Linked DNA regions of Homo sapiens: region 2 is linked to region 1. Evidence: chromatin loops called from intact Hi-C (ENCODE). Cell type or tissue: PC-9. All regions are shown on one strand.

Evidence for each region. A loop is a pair of places that touch in the nucleus more often than their neighbours do. Peaks named below come from ENCODE experiments on the same cell type or tissue, not always from the same donor. Only the 100,000 strongest peaks of a DNase experiment are listed, where the experiment ranks them.
Region 2: it touches region 1 in a loop (4-fold over the local background); 21 of 110 quality-filtered maps call a loop at or near these places.

What each region holds. Positions count from the first base shown.
Region 1 is chr9:70,108,988-70,113,987 of GRCh38, reverse strand. It overlaps MAMDC2 (MAM domain containing 2), which reads right to left. Exons shown (of 14, transcript NM_153267.5): 4 at 4,184-4,268; 5 at 856-993. Among named protein-coding and RNA genes, the nearest start is that of MAMDC2-AS1, 64 kb to the left of the region's middle. In PC-9, CTCF peaks have their summits at 158, 362 (motif pointing right), 2,581 and 2,784 (motif pointing right); DNase peaks (open chromatin) are centred at 2,147 and 2,847; H3K27ac peaks cover 1,181 bases.
Region 2 is chr9:70,599,818-70,604,817 of GRCh38, reverse strand. TRPM3 (transient receptor potential cation channel subfamily M member 3) reads left to right here. Exons shown (of 26, transcript NM_001366145.2): 20 at 1,348-1,476. It overlaps LOC107984011 (a long non-coding RNA gene), which reads right to left and starts at 2,863. Exons shown (of 3, transcript XR_007061572.1): 1 at 538-2,863; 2 at 71-150. RefSeq lists enhancers at 2,661-3,161, 2,851-4,050. In PC-9, a CTCF peak has its summit at 2,181 (motif pointing right); a DNase peak (open chromatin) is centred at 2,217.

The sequences.
Region 1 (5,000 bases):
CACTGTCACCATCAACAAATTATTAGGATGAGTATATTACCTCAATATCTATGCGTAAAGGATCAAAAGAGAAAAAGTTAACTGTTTGCAACAGAATAAAAATTCCTGTTCTTGTTCTTGTTGAAAGGCCAGCTGCCAGAAGCTTCTCACTCCGTGGAGACCTTGGAGTCGAGGATGAAATGTCTTACAACTGTGGGGAGACCTTGGCTTTTCCAAAGCCTACCAGGGTCCAGGTGAGAGCAGTGGTAACCCACAAGTAAGTAAGCCCTTGCCCTTGTCTCTCTTCTGTGGAGGACTTCTCCTCAAAGCTGACTTCTCGCTGGTAACACAACCTCACCTCCCATTTTCCTTGCAGAGAAGCAGCCTTCTTGGCCACTAGGGGGGCCTGTTGCACACCACATTCAGAGCTAATCATCAGTATTGGCTCACCTCACTGTCACTTGGGAAGTTCTTAGGACCCATTCCCATCCTTTGATCTATCTTCAGTGAAAAGTAACCTAGGATTTTTCCAGCCTTGTCTTTAGAAATGAGAAATATTAAACAACAAATATACAAGAAAGTAAAGCATAATATGGAAATATGAAAATGCAAGACTAGGCCACAGGTGAAGGAGAACTTTTAATGGAATGGCCTTCCCCTTAGCTACAGAGCTCACAGCTGCAGTTTGTCTCTACCTCACTGTAGATCCTTCCCTACTCTTCTGTCACACCTCCTGGTTCCTACTTAGTTCCTACTCACCCTCCTCCCTCCTCTCTTCCCTGTTGACAGAAGCCACAGCTAGGTCAGTGCAGGAAGTGGGAGGAGACAGCAGAAAAATTTATCCTGGGAAAAGGACTCTATTTGATCCCAGCTCACCCAGTTCACTCTTGAAGGTGTGATCCTGTGGGAGAATGGAGTGGACATTCCGAATACTTCCTCCTCCAACAAACCAGTTCACATTGGGATTCCAGCGGTTCACAAAGCCACAGAGATGATTTTCTTCAAAGTCACATTCTGGGGAAGGGAAACAAAAACACTTCATGGAGACACAGTCACACCTGGGTACACGCATCCTACTACAGAGTTTGCTCTTAGATATTCAGAAGTTTCTCTCTTCCTTTGCCCACTGCAACCTTTCTACCAGGACCCCTGCACAATTTTGGCCAAGAAGAGAGACAGATCCTGTAATGAATCAAGATTCTAATTCATCATTGGCCCTTTGGATTATGGCCCTTCCACTTATTAGCCATGTCACTTGGAGCATGACTTACCACTTTTTGTAGCCTCTGTGTCTCCATATGTGAAATGGGGACAATGTTCCCACTTCACAGAGCTATTGTAAGTGTGGAGAGCTCCCAGCATAGTGCCAGGCATGTGGTCAGTGCTTGGTACAAGTCAGCTATTTTTATCAGTCACCTCTGTCTCAAAGAGCTGTTCAGGGTTATGCTCGTAGCTCTAGAAAATTTTTTCCACAACCCTTTCTTGAATCTACTGGCCCAGTCCTCCATTCCTTTCTCTTCTCATGATGAACAAGTTGCCCAGAGCTGAGGGACATGTGTCTGAGATGCTAAAATTCCCTGTTTTTCTTATAAATCAGAACCCAGGTAAAATAGGTGGGGCAGATATATCCTAGGTTCTGGTCCCTTTTGCAGCTACTGAGTAGAGAAGAGAGAGAAGATAATCAGATCCCCCTCTTCTACCCTTAGTGTCATTGGCATGTTTGCATGGATATATTGGTCTCCATCAACAATTGTTCCTTAAAAGGGAGCAAGAAACCCACAAGCTAATGCCTCCATTGACCCTTATAATCACACAGTTAAACTAGGAAGTATAATTGTGCTGGCCACTGGCCCCCTGCGGATCCACGTTGCTCTTCTCCACCTGATAGGTCCTGCAGAGGTTGACCTATCCGGACTGTATCAATGGGCTACCCTGCCTTCCATCTCCCTGTTGGATTCGACCAATGGAGGGTGGAAGGAGAATGAAATCAGGGGTTTACTTGCCCAGCAGTCTCCCAGCCAGGTCGCCATGAGTTGGCAAGTCTTGTCAAGCAGCCCTTGTTTGACAAATAGCTATTGTTTACAGGTACTGGAAACTCCTCCTCCCTTGTCCTTTCAGACCAAAAGAAGATAACAGCTCCTGAATCATCACTGTTACTAGTCCTGGGTCACAGAGCTATTCCTTGCTGGCTTCCTTTACCACTCACACCTTTGTGGTCTCTTCAGTGAGCTTCCCTCAAATTACTCAGGTTGACTGTACCCTCTGTTTCCTCCTTCCTGCCAGGATCTTGACTGGTGTAGTCAGCAATGTGTTTTTACATTAGCAAGCACTGAACATTTCTAAGATTTTCATTTTCAATGTTTCCACCACAGTGTCTGCTAGCCAATGCCCTAACATTCAGTGCCAAATGCTGCCTAAGAGTAAAATAAAAAGCAAAATATTCCTCAATATGCCAGGCTCCATTCTGAGCACTTTACATAAATTAACTTATTCAATCTTCAAAGCAGCCCCATGACATAGGCACTGTTACTAACCTCATTTTACAGATGAGCAATGGAGAGAGGCAGATAAAGTACCCAGAAAGAAAGAAGTCAGAGTGTGATCATAGAGTTTAACAAGATAAAAGTGTTGGCATCCTTTTGTTTTAAACAAATCAGAAGTCACCACATCATTTGAAGAAAGGCAATTAACATGTTTTGGATGTCCAGCACTGTATATACCAATTATTTTCATAACCAGGATATTCCTCCTCCTAAGAATCCTAGGAGGGAAGCTTTTTATTCCCATTTTACGGATGCCAAGAGGCTGAGGCTCAGTAAGCTGACTGAGCCAGCAGGTGGCGCTCCACCAGAGGTGTCTGACTTCCCTGTCGTTCACAAGCTGTGCAGATGCCAGGTGGAAGCCCAGCGGGAGGCTCAAGGAAAAGAGCCTGAGCCTCACTGTATCTTCAGAAAATGGTCTGTTTTCTTTCACTTGCCCTAGAGATATCATTGAGGTCAAAACAGACAAGTGAAACGTAAGGGAATTAGCAAAGGCTTTTTTGTTGTTGTTGTCGTTCAGAATATTCTTTGACTCTCCTTTCTCTTCCCCGTCACATTCATTTAGCCTTCAAGAGTTGTCAGTGCTGAAAAATCTCTCAATTCTACTGCCTTTTTCCAATTCCACTGCTAATTCAGTATTACCCTCATTATGCCCCCTCTGTAATGTCACAGCTGCTTCCTAGGGGTTTTCCCACCTGCTATGCATTTTCTTTGTACCCAACTCATTTTCCACGTGGCAGCTGGAGTCATCTGAAAGTGCAGCTGCACACTTCTCCCCTGCTGGCTGACCCACATGATTCAGCAGGTCCAAGCTCCACATCCTGCATCCACACTCTTCCATCACAAACTCCCTTAGCAGTCCTGGTCTCACTTCAAACACCCTACTCAGCCTCTTGCCTTTGCCTGAACCTGCCCTGTTTCTTTCTCCCCACAGGGGTCTGGCCATGGAGAACCCTTGCCTTCCTACCCTGCACCTCCACTTAACTAAATTCTTCTCCTTCTTGAAACTCCTGCTCCAGTGCACTGTCCCTATTCAGTCCTCTCCAATTTCCTCTCCTCCTCCCTGCGCCTCTCCACTGCACAGCTTGTCCTTCCTCAGCAGTATTTGCCATATGCAGAACTAGCTTCAATGTAGACAAATAGGAACTGAACCACCATAGGACAGGGTTTATCCTTTCTTTATGCCCTCTTGGAAGCTGGCAGATAAGAGACAGCCAACCAACTCTGCTCAAGTGAAATCTAAGTGACAACTGTGATTATTAAGAGGAGAGCCGTGGTGTGCCAAGAGAGAAATAAGGGAAAGGAGGTAATACAATGTCTGCTTTTCTGGCACATGCTACAAAAAGCTGAGTTTCCAGCAATTTGTAAATTATTTTAATCAGAATGTGTTGAGGTTAAGGTGGCAGCTCTGAAGTTACAGTTCCTGCATCTATATTTCTTTCATTAATCCAGACTGTACAGGCAGATTCTAATGAGCCTTCCCACACTAAAGACAAAAAACATACAGTATTCAAATGAATCTAGCAAAGAATTTAAACCAGTATGCATTATGCAGTGCATTCTATAAAATAGTTGGTCTTTAGGATTGATTCAGTTCCCTCTGGCAACAGTAACTTTTAGAAAAAGATTCACAATTTGATTTAATGAAAATGAAGCCCACTTACCAATACAGTAGCCGGTTGTCATCTTGATTTCAAATAGTGCGATGCTGGCTGTGTTTCCCTGTCCTAGTACACCTTCTATTAAAATCTGCACAACATATGGGGAAGAAGGGGAGTTAGACTTCAAAACATCATGTTTCCTTGGTTCAGTATTTCAGCTATTAGTCTGGAGCTGTTCAGCCACTTAAGGCAAAACAGGATTGTTAGTCTCAGCTAATTGCTATTGGATACCAATTTCACTACGGACTTTACTAGAAGAATGTGTGTGTATATATGTGTGTGCATGCGCATGTGCACATAAACTCATACATCAAAACTTCAAGGTAAATAAGGCATCTGATAGAAGCTCAGAGTCAGCTGTCTTTTCTTCTCTTGCTATCCCAACCACCACCACCTTCAGTGCTTGTGGTAGCACTTGTGGTCCTGTTTCTGAAAGTAATCACTTTTTCTCCTGTGGTTTTAGCCCTATATTCTGCAACTATGCTGGCAGATTTAGGAGGTGATAACTGCTGGGAAGAAGTTGTTAAAGAGAGAACTCAGAGCCCCCATGCTCCATCCTCAACCACTGGCTGACAGGGAAGGACTCCAAGCAGACAGTGGGTATTGGAGAGTAAAGCATTTCAAGCCTTTCAAAGAAGTGGGATGGGATAGGAAATTGAAAGACGGATTAGGAATGGGGAATATTTTCATGATGGCTCCATTGTGTCCCCGATGAAATATTTTCAATAAACATCACACTTCATGGCCAGGTGTGTCTGGATCCCATCCTCCTTCCTTATCCAGTCCACACCCAGCTTCACCTTACATTCGCTACCTTCCT
Region 2 (5,000 bases), 490 kb before region 1:
AAACTTAGCTGGGTGTGGTGGCACGTGCCTGTTATCCCAGCTACCCAGGAGGCTGAAGTAGGAGAATTACCTGAGCCCAGGAAGTCAATGCTACAATGAGCCGAGATCACAATGCCACTGCACTCCAGCCTGGGTGACGAGAGTGAGACCCTGTCCCAAAACATAAGAGAATTAGTAGAGAAAGCAGCATATCCCCCAGCAAGGCTGCAGCTTCCTCCACCTTCTAAGCTGCCTTCCCAGCTACAAAGTCATGCAGTACCTCCAGACCCCTCAAGGCCTCAATCCTTTCACCCACACTGTGTCTATTCTTTGCTACACCACTCTGAAGAGTGCAGCAGATTTTAGTTAATAAACTCCCTCTTGGTTCCTGCTCACAGCCCCTGAGGCCCCTAAGGCCAGTGAGTACCTCACTTGACTTGAGGCATTGTGTAAGGAAGGCCCAGCTAGTCTGCCATTTCCCTTAAGGTGAGTGAGTCTTCTCTCAAGGCTCCTCAGCCCCTTATGCAAGAGCCACCAGTTTCCCTGCACTTCACTCACCTTGACACAACTGAATCTTCCAGGAGCAGTCACCAAACCCTAGGGAGTTCTTCCCAGACATCCAGCAATTCAGCCAGTCACATCAGGATTCAACCCCACGAGCCAGAGCCTCTTGGGGATTAAACCCCACACCCGTCCACAAAAGGCCACACGGACCCTTTCCTTTCTGTAAACTGTGTTGTCTTTTCTTGTGTTGTTTCAATGAAGCAGACACCAGGAAGGAATATCTTATCTTAACTTGATTAGGACAGGAAAGTGGTGAAATGAAAACAGGTAAGACCCTCCCAGGGCACTGACAAGCGAAGCACTTTAAGCCTGGGCTATTTTTATGTTGGTTTGACCAATTTACAGGTGTTACATGTGTCTTCCTCTTCCTTTGCTTCTCACAGACACTTATTCTGCCTGGCATTCGTGAGGCAAAAATCCACTGTGCTGCCCTAGTTTAAGAACCTAAGGTCCACGCCTGAGCAAGAGCCGCCACTGACAGCCAAGGCTCCCTTTTTAGCCAAGAAAACACACAAAAATGGGTAACTGCAAGGCGAAATGATGCATCATGACACATAGATTTAAACGAAGCACCAGAGCCCCAGAGATACATGTACAGGTCAAAAGGAAGATTGCATATTATAATCCTTCAAGTATTACTGTCTTTTCTAATTCTTTTGTTAGTTTAGCACCTTCAAGTTCCTTTTGTCATAAAGTCTGTGTCCTGCTTGCTGACCCTGCTCTGTGCTGCTGTGCAGTGGCCTTGGCTGATGCTGGGGCTCCTGGGCCTGAACAGCCAGAGCACTGTATTGTGTCTCCTTACAGCTGGCGTATATCGGATACCTGATGCTCTTCAACTATATCGTGTTAGTGAAGATGGAACGCTGGCCGTCCACCCAGGAATGGATCGTAATCTCCTATATTTTCACCCTGGGAATAGAAAAGATGAGAGAGGTAACGGCTTTTATAAAAGAAAACGTAAGAGAAAGACAGTGGTTAAGTTCTATCTGTGGATGGAGGGGACAGGAAGATGCCTGGGATGCAAATTAAGCCGGAAACTGTTTTCTCTAACTCTACCACAGCTGCTTCTTTGCTCCTCTGACAAACCTGGGGAGGCTTCACAGTGTGGTGCTTATAGGGGTGTAACTCCCTGAGTGCTTAGGATTTGGTCTATTCTCTGCTAACGTAGCCTTTGTCCCAAGAAGGCCTCTAGTTGTTTTTGATGCCTCATCCCTATAAACATGACTTTCTAGATTTTGCCACTTTTAACTCCCATTTCTCCCCCTTATTCTGGGTGTCTTCGGACACAGTCTGCCAATACCTGTGACTCTCTGGATGTATTTCGGCTGCTTTAGGAGGAACTCTGCTTTCACTCACTGATTGGATTTATTCTCTGGTTTATTTCTTAACATTCTGCTCGTACCTGCTGGGCACCAACCACTCTGCCAGCAGGAGGGACCACCAAGGTGAACTGAACACAGATCCTTCAGGTTGTGAGTGCAGGGTCCCTCTTTTCTCCCCCCACTTCTATGGCCTAAAAGGAGCCTTCAAAATGCCACCCCTAAATGGTTTATTTGAAATCAGAGCTAACCTCAGGGGCCCATCAGATTCAGAGCTGCTAAAAAGAATGTGATTAAGCGAAAATCCACAAGAGGGCTCTGCAGCCCCACTCAATGTTCACCACAAGCTCCTATTTCATCAGGGAAAGCCATTAGGAAGGCAGGCTTAGGAGGTAGTGCTGATTTCTCTGCATTTTTCCTGAAATGACAGTAAGCAGGACAGGCCCTTTCTGGAAGAAATGCTCCCGTTCAAGTCCACTGGGTCTTTAAGAGCTCAAGAACAACCCTAATTGCTGTACTGCAGTGGGTGGGAAAACATACTGGGCACCATAGGAAAAAAGGACTCCTACAAATCCACAACTTCATTCTTGCCTTCATTACAAAGACAGGTTAAAAGGCAAGGGTTTCAGCTCTATAATGTTCTCTTCCAGAGAAAAGATGCAGTATCTGTTAGATGCAGTTGTATTGGGATCATAAAAAATGTCTTATCTCTTAAGCCCTTCTCTTGAGTTTTTAAACTATTTGGGTGATATTTTAACTCTGACTACCATCTCCCCATCCTGAGAACTTGGGAATGGCTCTGCTAGTCTCATTTTACAAGAGCCTGGATTTAAAAAAAAAAAAAAAAAAGGAATGCCTTGCCTTGTTCCAGCTGGTTGTCTGCACTTCGGTCTTCCCATTCATGGTGCCTTTTCTTCTTGACCAATGTTGTGGATTTCCCATTTGTAAACTGAAAAACAGTAATAAATTTGCTTTGGTCTTTGTGCAGCTCTCTGAGAACTGAGGCCCGCTCCTGCTGGGGCCCTGTGGCTGTGCTGTGCCAGCTGGCACTCGAGCGATTTAACGCCTAGACGCATATTCCTTCCCCATGATAAGCAGAAAAGGGAAGGACTCGAGCAGGGAGATTGGAGTCTCTCCAGGGACCAGACTGGGAGAAGACAGGGAGCAGTCTGTACTCCACGGACTGTTCTGGCAGAGGCTGCCAAACGGGCAGGCTGCCAGGAGCCTCGAGGCCTGGATATCCATTTCTCCTGAAGAGGCATAGAATAGCAGGGAGGGCAGGGCTTTGGAGGCTGGAGTCAGGAAGGGGTCAACTGAAGATTCCCGCTTCCCGTGGGGAGTGAGGCGGTGACCACCTCCGAGTCTGACCTTTTCCTCTGCGGCTCAGTGAGGCGGCGCCCCAACCCCTGTGTCCTGCCCTGAACTCACTGAAGAGTTGCTTGACGACCAAAGGGTGAGGACCCCACAGGCCATGCCCTTCCTGCCTCTTCACAGTCAGCACGCAGGACCTCCAGGGCTCAGACGCAAGATCCTGGAAATGTGGAAAAGTTTGCATGCTTTGGTGCCTTCCCAGGGATACACAAAAGGAAGGCTTTGTGGTTTCCCATGATACCCCCATTCCCAGCCCCACATACTTCTGCCCGGAGTCACCAAAGCAAGCCCCGGTAATCCCTTAATAGCATGGCACTGTTTACAGCATGCGTGGGTAGACGTTATCTCATCTGGATCCTACCCCCGCCGACAACTCTGTGAGGTCGATGGCGTGACTATGATGACGTCCCACTGCACAGGTCTGGGAACTGAGACTCAGGGTTTTAGCAATTTCCCCGTATCCCACAGCTAGAAAGGACAACTGAGTATGCAACCTGACAGATCCGTCCCTAGACTCACTGCTCTTTCTACTCCCCCACGATGCTCCTCAGGCTCCCAGGGTTCTAAGACAGGTGCCTGAGGGCTGGTTCGAGAGGTGGAGGAGGCAGGGGGGATTCTTGACTTTCCACTTCTGCCTCACCCCGGACTGTTCTGCTCTCATCTCTTTTTTAATGTTGGGACTTTACCAAAAAATGCTTCACTATTTAAAAATGATACTACAAACCTCTGTGTTTAGCAGTTTTAGGAAAGTGTGAGCAAAGGGTTGGAAAAGCTCAAGGCATTGCCCATCAACCCCCTCTCCCAGCTACATACACGGATTTTTGCTCTGTTAAGATGCAGCCAGGGAGTGAGAAGCCATCAGGACAACACCAGCTGCAGAGATTGCTGATGACTAGGGCAGTGGTTCTCAAACTGTGGCCACCAGCAGGAGCTGGGAACTTGTTACACATGTAAATCCTCCACCCCACCCCCAGCCTCCTGAAGCAGAAACTCCAGACTGAGGGCCCAGCATCTATATTTTACCCAGCCTTCCAGCTGATTCTGATGTGCACTGAAGTTTAGAAACCCTGGGCTAGGGCTTAGGGCAGGACACTGCCTGTGAAAAATAGGGCTCTTGGGTAGCTCCTGGTACCCTGCTCAGCTTCCAAGTCCCAGCCCTGACTTACGAAAACCTGTCTTCCTTAGTATTTCAGAATTAGGTAAATCATTATAGTGGACATGAGGATTCACACAAATAGCTGGATATAGACCTGCCTCCAGTCTTTTCTCTCCTCTCCTTTGAGAGGTTCTGAGGTGGGGAAAGGGGTTGGTCATGGTTTGAAGAGATGGAATCCTCAGAGGTAAACACCAGCAATTGAGGAAGGTGGCCCTGGTGCACAGCTTCACTAAGTGGCATTCCCTGGCTTCTCACATCCTGGGGTGGTCTGTGATGCAGGATGGGTGCAACTTCTGCTGTCCAGCTGTGCATTTCATAGACCCATGTGTGGTAGCCCCTCTAAGTTTAAGGTAAGGCAAGAGTCCCACAAAGGAGTTAGGATATGCAAGGAACTGGAAAATTGCTGTTAGTGCCTACACAACAGTCAGTCTGTTGACAAATATGTATTGAGTTTCTATTATGTAACAGGCCTGGGGTACAAAGGGTCTGCCCTCAGAGTTTCAGTCTAGGAAAGAGAGAAGAATGGATGGACAGATGAATAAATAGATGATTGATCAATTGATTGATAGGCAGACACACATACTCATACACACATACATATAAAAGCTACA